Linked DNA regions of Homo sapiens: all the other regions are linked to region 1. A link is a contact called in ENCODE Hi-C or POLR2A ChIA-PET data. All regions are on one chromosome and are shown on one strand. The core of a region is the stretch at or near the end of the contact, and the rest is flanking DNA. Distances in the headings are between cores, read along the strand shown. Region 1 holds the start of OXNAD1 (oxidoreductase NAD binding domain containing 1). Region 2 holds the start of RBSN (rabenosyn, RAB effector). Region 3 overlaps TBC1D5 (TBC1 domain family member 5).

What was found. Hi-C counts contacts between places; a loop is a spot of excess contacts on that map. ChIA-PET counts read pairs that join two places held with the same protein, here RNA polymerase II (POLR2A). Pooled maps may share reads with other maps.
Region 2: a loop to region 1 is called in a map of CD4-positive, alpha-beta memory T cell, with 14 times the contacts of the local background. The contact joins the promoter of RBSN here to the promoter of OXNAD1 in region 1. A Hi-C loop is called at or near these places in 2 of 168 maps with a recorded cell type or tissue (CD4-positive, alpha-beta memory T cell and naive thymus-derived CD4-positive, alpha-beta T cell) and 10 of 50 pooled maps. POLR2A ChIA-PET finds 5 or more read pairs at or near these places in 1 of 52 experiments (T-cell).
Region 3: a loop to region 1 is called in a pooled map, with 4 times the contacts of the local background. The contact joins the enhancer-like site here to the promoter of OXNAD1 in region 1. A Hi-C loop is called at or near these places in 5 of 37 single-sample maps with no recorded cell type and 4 of 50 pooled maps.

What each region holds. Positions count from the first base shown.
Region 1 is chr3:16,263,058-16,266,860 of GRCh38, reverse strand. OXNAD1 (oxidoreductase NAD binding domain containing 1) reads right to left here and starts at 1,649. Exons shown (of 9, transcript NM_138381.5): 1 at 1,356-1,649. It overlaps DPH3 (diphthamide biosynthesis 3), which reads left to right and starts at 1,918. Exons shown (of 3, transcript NM_206831.3): 1 at 1,918-2,092; 2 at 2,632-2,706. The coding sequence starts at 1,985. RefSeq lists an enhancer at 1,777-2,086.
Region 2 is chr3:15,097,451-15,101,253 of GRCh38, reverse strand. It overlaps RBSN (rabenosyn, RAB effector), which reads left to right and starts at 2,106. Exons shown (of 14, transcript NM_022340.4): 1 at 2,106-2,219; 2 at 2,980-3,135. RefSeq lists enhancers at 2,019-2,148, 2,037-2,901 and a silencer at 3,239-3,318.
Region 3 is chr3:17,397,058-17,400,860 of GRCh38, reverse strand. All of the region lies in intron 8 of TBC1D5 (TBC1 domain family member 5), which reads left to right. Among named protein-coding and RNA genes, the nearest start is that of TBC1D5, 340 kb to the left of the region's middle. Within about 2 kb of position 1,685, at least 3 of the 41 ENCODE cell types and tissues checked have a DNase peak (open chromatin) inside an H3K27ac peak, as active enhancers do.

The DNA.
Region 1 (3,803 bases), core at 400-2,899:
CATTACCCACGCCACCTCACTGGATTACTGAGAGGAATAAATAAAATGTCTACCAAAGTACCTGGCAAGCAACAGTGTTACTAAAATCAATCCTAATACATTGACCCCTTCTCTTCCTTGTCAAACAACCTAGAGAGGTGGAGGTTTGGTATTGCCAATAAACAACTCCTTCTGGCCTGATATACAACAGCACTCATCAAATATAGTTTGCATTATACAATTATGACCTACTTCTTTTTTTTTTTTTTTTTTTTTTTTGAGACAGCGTCTAGCTCTGTCGCCCAGGCTGGAGTGCAGTGGCGTGATCTCAGCTCACTGCAATCTCTGCCTTCCAGGTTCAAGAGATTCTCCTGCCTCAGCCTCCTGAGTGGCTGGGATTACAGGCACACCACCACACCTGGCTAATTTGTGTATTTTTTAGTAAAGACGGGGCTTCATCATGTTGGTCAGGCTGGTCTCGTATTCCTGACCTCGTGATCCGCCCTTTTAGGAATAAATGTAAAGTTTAGTAGTCATTGTAATGTTTTCTTCAAAAGTGCACAGGGATATATTATGTATATGTGTTACGTAAATGTAAACTAAATGTTATATATCATTGCTGAACCAAGTAAAGCTCATAATTTCCGTGCAAAAGTGGAACATTACATCTAAAAAGGATCTTATATCATCTCTACTCCAATCCTTTCTTAGAAGAGGAAATAAGGCCCAAAGAATGTAAATATCCAGTTGCCAGAGGTAATCAACAACTCAAGATTCCGATCCCAGATCTTCTCTCGAAAGTGCTTTTTCACTACAATGCATTTCTTCTCTACTAAGATATTAAAATGCCTAGTAATTAAGTAAGACCCAATGTAATCGGTTTTACCAAAACAGGCACTAGCACTGCTTTCAAGACAAAAATGCCTTTTATCTGCATTTCGCTTCAAGGCATACATAGGCCTCACACTGATAAACCTGCCTACTGACACCATTTCTTTCACAACGAAAAAACTGGTACTCACATAAGTAATTTGTTCCTGGGCTTTGGAGACAGACAAGCTCTTCATTATTTCCCAGGTGTATGATTTTAGTCAAGATGCCCAACTCTCTGTACCTCAGTTTAAAGATTAATAAAATGGAATAACATGTAAACTCCTAGAGTTGACAATTCCACTTAGTGCAATAGCTGGCACATAACTTCCCAATAATAAAAGGTGATGTTATTACTATTACTAAAAATCATCGTCGTTAATAATGTTATAAGCCTGGCAAACAGAAGACTAGAACTCAATCCCTGCCTTCCAGGGCTTGGTCCTTTCAGCAACACAATTTAGGGTATTTTAAGGCGTCTGGGGTGAGGAAGAAGCGGAATGTACCTGCAGCCAGGAATTAACAAGCTGACCGTCGCCCTGGGCTCAAGGTCACTCGGTGAAGCGAAATTCTACGGGAACTGTTCGTCCGTCACCAGGAAGGGAGGTCGAGGAGGCTAAGCTGCTCTCGCCTCCCCACCCCGCCTTTCCCGAGGGCCGGGAGGCTGCTACCTAGCACCTGCTGCAGCCTTCAGCGGGCTATTTAAGGCGTTAAAGCAGACGATAAGAAGCAGGGAAACTTTCCCCGCTGGCACCTAGCTTGCAGACCCGGCCACGTTTAGTTGCAGGCGCCTGGAATACTCCGCGGTCCCAGACGTGACGTAGCAGCGCGGGCGAGCCCCACATTCTATTGGTCGCTGCCGCCCAATAGGAGGAGCGGTGCGCGACCCCGCTGAGCAAGCTTTCAGTCTTCCCAGTGTCTCCGCCCCTAGTTCAGCCATCTCCATGGTGACCGCTACCGGTTATCCATTTGGCCGCGCAGGGCGGAGTTGCGTCATTGCCTATGCGCCGGAAGGGCTAGTCCTTGCCCGGCGCGACCTGATGATGCCGAGCCCAGGCCGGTTCCGGCGAAGTTAAACCCTCGGAGCTGGCCTCGGACTGCTGGGGCGTTACCCCTTCGGCCACCCCCGCTGACCATGGCAGTGTTTCATGACGAGGTGGAAATCGAGGACTTCCAATATGACGAGGACTCGGAGACGTATTTCTATCCCTGCCCATGTGGAGATAACTTCTCCATCACCAAGGTAACTTCAGGGTCCCGCCCGGCGGTTCACCCAAGCAAGCGCAGTTTGGTTCCGCCCGTTCCTTCCATCATTGGGTAGCCTTTGCTGCGCTGTGTCACCCACGCCCTCTTTCCCGTTGCTGAATCTTCCTCCTCCCGCGTCCCCCCACCCCAACTAATGCCCTGAGCTCTCTCGGTAGGCACGCAGTTCTGGCCTTAGATTAGGTCAGGGAGAGGGTGGCGGAGAGCCTCTGTCTCTCTGCCCGATCCCTGCCTTAGGGTCCCAACCTGGGATATTTCTGTCGAGGAGGGGACTCGTTTTTTGTTTCCCAGGGCTTTTGGGGCGACCGAAGCTCGCCTGACCTTCCTAGGTGTTTCCCCTAAGTGACGCTTCTAGGGGAAAATGATGTCGGCATTTCTCGCTGAAGGCCCTGGGGTTCTCACCCACCTTGGGGGGAAGGCAAGCCACCAAGAGACTTGCATCTAGGGGTGGGATAGGTTTGGGGGAGGAGATGGCGAAGAGAAGCTATCCTGACCACATGGTATTTGATTTCGTTGTAGGAAGATTTGGAGAATGGGGAAGACGTGGCAACGTGTCCTAGCTGCTCTCTCATTATAAAAGTGATTTATGACAAAGTAAGGGATATAATTTTAAAACGGGGGAAGGGTATTGTAAGTCAGTGGCAAGGACTTAGATCAGCTTGTCAGTGATGAGTGCAGGAGAATGTTTCATTGTGCTAGGTAAAGTGCGGTATTTTTTTAGGCAGGTTTTAAACACCATTGATAAACAGCCGAATAGTAAATTAAAACGTTTAAAGTTCAGATTACGTAATTTATTTTAGCTTTAGAGATAAATCTAGCTTTAGTGAAAATTATTATTTATTAAATAGAAAGTATATAGATTATTTTAGTGGACAATTTTTTATATTTCTCTTCTATTTAATATGTAATTAAAATTGTTTAGAGCTGCTAGACTTACTTTGAAGGGAACAATTGTATGGTATTTCGTGCTGGCTTATACACAGAATTCTGCATTATCTTGTTTGAGATATAATTCCTAGGTGCAGCTTTACAATTTCATTTTAGTCTTTAGTTGCCCTATTATCTTTCACCCAAGGATGTTGACAATAGAAAAAAAAAATGTTATTACTGCCCACTCCTACCCAAAGTTTTGTTCAGTACTTGGAATGGAATCTTAGGTAAGGACCTTAACACTCTCAAGGATGAAGTCCAAAATGAATATAGGGAAAGTGGGGATGAGGCACAGAGCCTCATGAGAGAAGCGGGCTATAATTTAGACTATAATTTAGAAATATAATGATTCATTCTTGTATTAAAATGTGCTCTGCAACAGAAAGCAAACGGTAAGGAAGATCAGGAGTGCTGGTCTGGGAGGAAGTTGCAGTTTTCCATAGGGTGATCATGGCAGGCCTTACTGAGAAAGGCCTTAATAGGTAAAGATTTGAAGGAGGTGAGGGAGTGAGCCATGTACATATGAGGGTATGAGGTAAGAGAGTCGAGCAAAGGATCGTTCAGTGAAGGGGACCTAAGACAGGAACATGCCTGATTTTATCAAGGAACAAAAAGGAGGCCAGTGTGACCAGAGCAGAGCAGGATGAGAGTAGCGTAAGAAGTTGTGGATCACTTTAAGGACTTAGGCTCTTGTTGTGAGTGATATAGGGAACCATTGGGGGATTTTTGAACATAGGAGTGCTATGATCCAACTTAAGTTT
Region 2 (3,803 bases), core at 857-3,356, 1.2 Mb after region 1:
TACAAAAAATTAGCCGGGCGTGGTGGCGGGTGCCTGTAGTCCCAGCTACTCGGGAGGCTGAGGCAGGAGAATGGCATAAACCTGGGAGGCGGAGCTTGCAGTGAGCTGAGATCACGCCACTGCACTCCAGCCTGGGGGACAGAGTGAGACTCTGCCTCAAAAAAAAAAAAAAAAAAAAAAGAAAAAAGAAAAAAAAGAAACAATATCAAGAGCAGTGCCCAATCCACTGTGATTTCCAGAATTAACTTACAAGTTGAGGCCACATAGCTATTGCTTTTTTGAGCAAATGAAATGATGAATATGATATTTTTTTCTTTTCTTTTCTTTCTTTTTTTTTTTTTTTTTTGAGGTGGAGTTTCACTTTGTTGCCCAGGCTGGAGTGCAGTGGGACAATCTTGGCTCCCTGCAAACTCTGCCTCCTGGGTTCAAGCAATTCTTCTGCCTCAACCTCCTGAGTAGCTGGGATTACAGGCGAGCGACACCACACTCGACTAATGTTTTATATGTTTGGTAGAGACAGAGTTTCACCATGTTGGCCAGGCTGGTCTTGAACTCCTGACCTCAAGTTATCTGCCCACCTCGGCCTCCCAAAGTGCTGGGATTACAGGCGTGAGCCACCGCGCCCGACCAAATATGTTTTTTGTAAATGATAAAATGACAAGCAAAAATCATGATGGTTTAATAAACGTTCATTGCCCTACCCAAAACATAGTCCTGCCTGTAAGTGTGGCTCGTTTTGGGACCTCGGTGGCTTCAGACTTTCAAAAGGGTGGTTTTACTCCCAAAGTCCTGGCTTTTGGGACCTAAGGCAGAAGCTAGTGATGGAGACGGGGAGCTTGGCATGTTGCTTTGCTTCTGACAGGTTAGGAAGCCTCTTCCTTGTCTCCATCAGTAAACAAAGGGAAGTCATTATTCGCTCCTGCAGATGTTGTAACGTTAAAAAAAAATTGGCCATCAGATTGAGAGAAAAGGCTAAGTCACTGGAGCCAATTTCTTTTGTACAGATGAGAGAACTCAGGCGAAGAAAGGGGAAAGGACCTGCTCAAAGCCACAAAGTAACGTACAGCCAGGGCTAGAACCCAGATCTCTAGACCCCTAGTTCACTGCCCTTTCACTGGTGATTGCTTTCCAAAAACTCAATGCTCTCCAAGTCCGGAGCCCCATGTCCTTAAATGGAAGGTGATGGAGGCTCAGTGCTCCTGTCCAGAGACCAGGTGGGGAAGACTTTTTGGAGGCAGGGAAAGTGAGATGGGCAAAGCCAATATGCAGGACACCCTCCTACCTACCTACCTACCGTGCAATTACCTCAATCTTCACAACACTGTGAAGCGGAGACTATCATTATCATCCCCATTTTACTTCTGTAAAAGGGGGCCAGTAACACTGCAGGGATGTAAACGGAGGCCCAGGATCGTCCCATCGTCCCATCGTTCTCTGCAGCTCTTGCTCCTAGAGGCTGGCTATTGCTAAGGTCCAGAACGTGTGCAGGGCACAAAGCAAATAGGTCTCCGGGACTGGGATGAGGTTTTGCCTCTCTATACCCCGTGGTACCCAGCACAGCGTAGGCACGGGGTAGGTCCTGGCTGATCAATCGTCCTGCCTTTTGAAAATGCCATCTTTTCCACAGGCTTGGCCATGCTGTACACCCCGGGATACACCTTCTCATACCAAGTCTCCACTCTCATGTGGTTCTATTCTTGGACTTTCCATCGCCTCCACGTCCCCTGAATATTTTTTCTGTCTCTAGCTCTCAGGAACTTTGATTCCTTGGCTGCCTTATTCTTTGTGCACTTTGGTCAAGAGCCAAAGATCTACTGGTCTCAGCTTTCCCACCTGTACAAGGCGGTGCAGAGCCATTGGCTGGCTTTGACGCGCTATTAGTTCGAATTCGGGACGTAAGAACCGCACAAAATTACCGAGCCCCACTTTCTCTCCGCTCCCCACCATCCCCTCCCTCGTTCGGAAAGCGCCTGCGCAGAAGCCGCCGGCCCGCCCTCCACTATTCGAATCCGTATCCGCCCTTTTCGCGCCCTCGAAGACTCGGCGCTCGACAGGCGTCTACCAGCTTGTCTTCCGGTTTCGTCGCCGCCGCAGGCGCACCTGCCGAGTTCCGAGCGACCGATGGAGATGGCGGCTGCGGCTGAGTGACGGACGGTGGAGGCCCAGAGCCCGGGCCTGAAGGGGGGGACAAACCTGGGTGCCCGCAGGAGCCCGGCAGGGTACATACAGAGGGTCAGGCCCAGTCTGGGGGGCGGGGACACGACTCCTCCAGAACGGAGACGGGCGGGCCGTGTGTGGTTGTGGTGGGTGTGACGTGAGAGGTGGGAGATGGGGCTTTCAGGCCGTGCGTTTCGCTTGTGTGTGCCTTTGATGATTGGGCTCTGTGTGGTTGTGCGGTTACGCGGGGCGTATACACTTGGGTTTGGTTGTGCAGCTGTGGGTGGAGTGGGTGGGTGCTTGTCTCCCGAGCGGTTGTGTTTGATTCTCTGGTTGTGTAAAGCTGAAGCGTTTGTATTCTGAGTTCGTGTGGAGATGTTCGGAGTGTTTTGTGTGGTGTCTGTGCGATGTGTGACGTTGTCATGTCTGCTTCACGGGATTGAGTCGTTCGTGTTGTGTGTGGTCATGCGATGTGTGTATAATCATGTTAGTTATGTGGGTTGTGGTTGCGATCGTGAGGCCGGGTTGAGTGCGGCTGTGGGATGTGTCGTCGATGCGGCATGTGGCGGGGTGACATTCATGCTGGATGTACGGCTGCAGAACATGTAGCTATATTTATTTTTTTTATTTTTATTTTTTTTACTTTTTACGTGATTTAGAGTGCGAGGGGCTTGCTTATGTGTTCAGTTATGGTTGTGGGGTCCAATTCGGTGGTTGTGTTAGATTTCTTTATGGTGTATGCTTAGTTATATGATTTTGGAGTTCATTCATTTCTTCGTTCATTCATGGAGCTTTATTGTGCTGCTTCATTGTGTGTGCCAGGTACTGTGCTAAACCCTGGGGAGACGGCGAAGTGGAAAACATATAGAGTCTGTGCCCTCCCAGATTTTACAGTCTTACTTGGTCACTTCACGTATGTACCTGCGGTTATAAATTGAGATGAGTGCTGTGAAGGAGAAGTCCATTCTGATGCTCTGAGTAAGAGGCATTTCTTTTGAGGAAGTGAGGTTTGGGTTTGGGCTGAGGCGTGAAGGGTGGTTGTGTGGCATGGATGTGGTGGGCTTTGTGTTATTTGTGGTCGTTAGGGGTGAGTGCATGGGAAGAAAGGGAGCTGTCAGAGTCAGCATCAGATGAACCACTGGCTGGGGAGGGAACAGGCCAGACCTAGGGCTGCTATATTCCAGTGGAAAAGTTATGAAGTCACTGGGTTTCTTAACTAGAGGGAAAAAATAGGGACCTGGTGTCTCATTTGTTTATTTTCTGAGTTGCTGCCACCCTTCAGCTTTGAGGACCAGGCAGTCCCTCCTCGGTGGTCTTCTACAGTCCATCCAAAGCTGAGGGTCACACATCTCCCCTCACTATATACTGTGGCTTGTATCCCCAGGTTCTTGGGGAGAAATTTCTCTGCTTTTGTGGAATGGTTTTGTCTCAATTTCTCTTGTGACTGGGTGTCTTGATGAGGTGACATTGGAAGTGACTTTGCCATGAGCCAGTAAGAAAGAGAATGTAACTTATTAAGCCCTGAAGTGTTTAGGCCCCAAATCAATTTATTTATTTATTTATTTATTTATTTACTTTTTTGAGATGGAGTTTCGCTCTTGTTGCCCAGGCTGGAGTGCAATGGCATGATCTCGGCTCACTGCAAC
Region 3 (3,803 bases), core at 436-2,935, 1.1 Mb before region 1:
AAGAGTCCAAAACCTGAAGAACTTGGAGTCTGATGTTCGAGGGCAGGAAGCATCCACCGTGGGAGAAAGATGAAGGCTGGAAGATTCAGCAAGCCTGCTCTTTCCACCTTCTTCTGCCTGCTTTATTCTAGCCACACTGGCAGCTGATTAGATGGTGCCCATCCAGAGTGAGGATGGGGCTGCCTCTCTGAGTCCACTGACTCAAATTTTAATCTCCTTTGGCAACACCCTCACAGACACACCCAGGAACAATACTTTGCATCCCTCAGTCCAATCAAGTTGACACTCAATATTAACCATCACAGGAGGGTTCCATATCTTATTCTCTTGAAGACTCTCCCATGGCTCTCTCCACATTTAGATTAAGTCTCCTTGTCATTTCTATATAAATTTTCTGGCAAATACTTAGCTTGTGAGGTAAGGCGGTTAGTCTTATTTTAAGTCCACCAAATTATTTAATTGTAAAAGCTGAATAGCTTGTATAAATTTAGTTTACATCTTTATAAGGTACTATATGATCTAAAATATATGATTTTCATTTCAGTCTATGAGGAATTTCCTAATAATATAAAAGAAGTACAGCCCAGATAAGGTTATAAAGTGTTACTTGTTTTCTAGCTTTGTGATAAGAATTTTTGAAAAAATGTATATTTATGGAGCATCGCTATGTTCCATAATTGCCCTTTGCACTGTGGGGGACAGAGTGGAGTGGTGAATAACACAGATAGGATGCTGCCATCACAGGTTGTATATTTTAGTGTGGTGTCGGGGAGAGTGGTGAGACAGTAAGCATGTATAGATAAAGAGAATAATTACAGAGGGTGATCATTTTTCTGAAGAAATAAGGCAGAGTAACTAGATAGCTAGAAGGAGAGTAGCCAGTGGGATGGCTACTTTAGGAATAGTGATTGGAGAAGACATCTTTGAGAAGATGACATTTGAGCTGAGATGTGAAAAAATTTAAAGGCCAGACATCTGAAGAACTAGGGCAAGAACATGTAGACAGAGGGAGTAGCTAGGGCAAGGTTAGTTTCTCAATGAAAATGAGCTCAGTGTTTAGAGGAGCAAAAAGAAGTCAGTTCGGCTAGAGCAAGTGCTTTAGAGAAGGAAATCTGAGAGGAGAGCAAAGGCCAGGACAGTCTTGTAGACCACAGTAAAAAGTAAAGATTTATTCTGATTGCAATAGGAAGCTTTTGGAGGACATTGAGCAGTGGCATGATACCTACAAAGATAATTATGGCTGCTGTGCAGTGGGGCAAAGGTGGATGTAAGAATGGAAGCTGGAAAAGCAACTAGGAGTCTATTGGAGTATTTCAAGTTAGGTAATGTTAGCGATTTATTAGACTAAAAATGTAGTAATAAAGACAGGAGTAGGTAGATGGGTTGGGGATATGTATTTTATGTTTCAAAATACAAATTAGGGGATCATTATGTGTAGTTTTCTCACATTCATAAGTTTCTGTTCCGTTTTTACTGCTCTGTTTCAGATCCTTTTTACCTCCTGCCCACAGTCACTTACTTGTTTAATTGTTTTCTTGGGATCTAGTGTTTTTCCACTTCCAGTCCATTCCATGTGTTAACAGCCTAATCACTCTACTCAAAGCAGATTTATAATCACTCTATTTGCCTAATCCAGAACTTTCTATGACTCCCTGTGCCCTGAAGAAGAATGGACTTACTCAGTTTCTCTAATACATACCCAGTTCCCTTTTAGACAAGTGCTTCTGGCATTATTCAATGAACAGGTTTTGTGCTTTCCATTTTCAATGTTTTGGAATCTTTCATGCTCTCCTCTGCTGGAATGCTGCTTCCCTCTGCTTCCTGTTAGATTCCTAACAGCTAACCATTCAAGGCCTGAGTTCATCACCCAAGTTTATGAAACATTTTCCAGTCTTGGCAATTGGAAATCATTTGTGCCTAGTCTGTGTTCTATAGAATTTTCTTAATAACTTTTTAATATTATTTAATTTTGTTTGGTCTTTTATTTATTTAGGTCCATCTGTCAGTGTATTCAATACATTTATATTGATCTCCTTAGTGTACCAGGCACTAGAGATGCCAAGATAAATGTGATATGGACCCTTAAGAAGCTTACAGAGAAAACAGGAAAAAAAAATTACAATGCAGGATTATTGGTGTCATTAAGAGAAGCAGTATGTACAAGAGCTCTTGTGTTAGCCCAGATCTTACCTTTCAAACCTAGTAGTAAACCCTTTGAAGGCATGGACCTAGTCTTGTTTTTGTCTCACTGGTTATCACCAAGTTGATGCTTAATAAATGATCATTGATTGTGAATCTTATCACTGATGATCAGTGTTGTTCAATTTTAGTAATTATCTCAAACATCTTTAAATTTTCACAGACATAAGCACACTTCAAAAAATAATATTATCAACTTTCTAGTATGAGTTTAAACAAGATAATTTGATTTCATGAGCTGTGATTCTGCCATCATTATTTAATTTATTTGATCTGGATACGTCACTGTATTAAATATTATCTTCCTCTTCAGCCAATTTTAATATTCCTTTATGTCACCCTTTTTTGCCTCAAAGCGTTTTGCAATCATTTCAATTAATTGTTCTTTATCTTAACCTAATGAGGTTGTTACTATTCCCATTTTTATTACTGAAAAAACTGATAATCAAAAGGTAAATCAAGGAATTTCCATTTACAGCATTCTAATTTAGAACTTGAATTGTCTATTCTGAACAAATGTTGCCATGTTTCAAAAGCTGTAACATTAAAAGAAATTCAGTATTATTTAAAATGGTGGAAATAGTGAGTTCACGATAAAATATCATTTCCATATTAGATGCCAAAGAAGTATGTTATTTGGTCTATCAAGGTCTATTCTAAAAATATATATGCAGCATCTATAACATCATTTGCAGATTAACATATTTATAAGCTATTGCCAAATAGTCTCATCTTTTCTTCAAATGTGTTTTCCCTCTCTTGAATTAAATGATTAAATTTCTTTAACTGACTTTTATAATTGTAACTTTGACCATATTTAAAAGTTTATCTGATTGCCTATTGATATGCTGTTATCATCTTCAATATTTGATCTTTTGTATTTCTAGTTATTGTAGTTAACATTTTAGGTAGCTCATTCATAATTTAATTATTCTTTTTCTTACTTGTATCTCCATGGTGAGTTTTTAAAGATGCAGCTTTCTTGGGCCAGGTGTGTTGGCTCATGCCTTCAATCCCAGCACTCTGGGAGGCCAAGGCAGGAGGATCACTTGAGCCCAGGAATTTGAGACCAGCCTGGGCAACATGGCAAAACCGTCTCCACAGAAAACACAGAAATTAGCCATTAGCCAGACATGGTGGCACACACCTGTAGTCCCATCTACTTGGCAGGCTGCAGTTGGGGGATCTCTTGATCCCAGGAGGTTGAGACTGCAGTAAGCTGTGGTCATGCCAGTGCACTCCAGCCTGGGTAAAAGAGTGAGATCCTGTCTTAAAAAAAAGTAACTTTCTCATCTTAATGTTTCCTTTTGTTTATAGTGTATATGTATGCCATGCTTCAAACATAATCTATTTAAGCAAATTTTGTCTTCTCAGTTTTTTAAGTCTTATAATTTGATATTTTGCAAGCAAACTTTGTCTCCTCAATTAAAACACACCTTATTTGATATTTTCTGGATTCATTAATAATTGCTTGCAAGAGAAAAGGAGCAGGTAGGGAAGTAAAAAAAAATTCTTTAAATTCTTTTTTAAAAATTATAGATATGTGCTGTACTGTTTGGTAGATACCAGGCATATGTGGCTGTTTAAATATAAATTTAAATAAA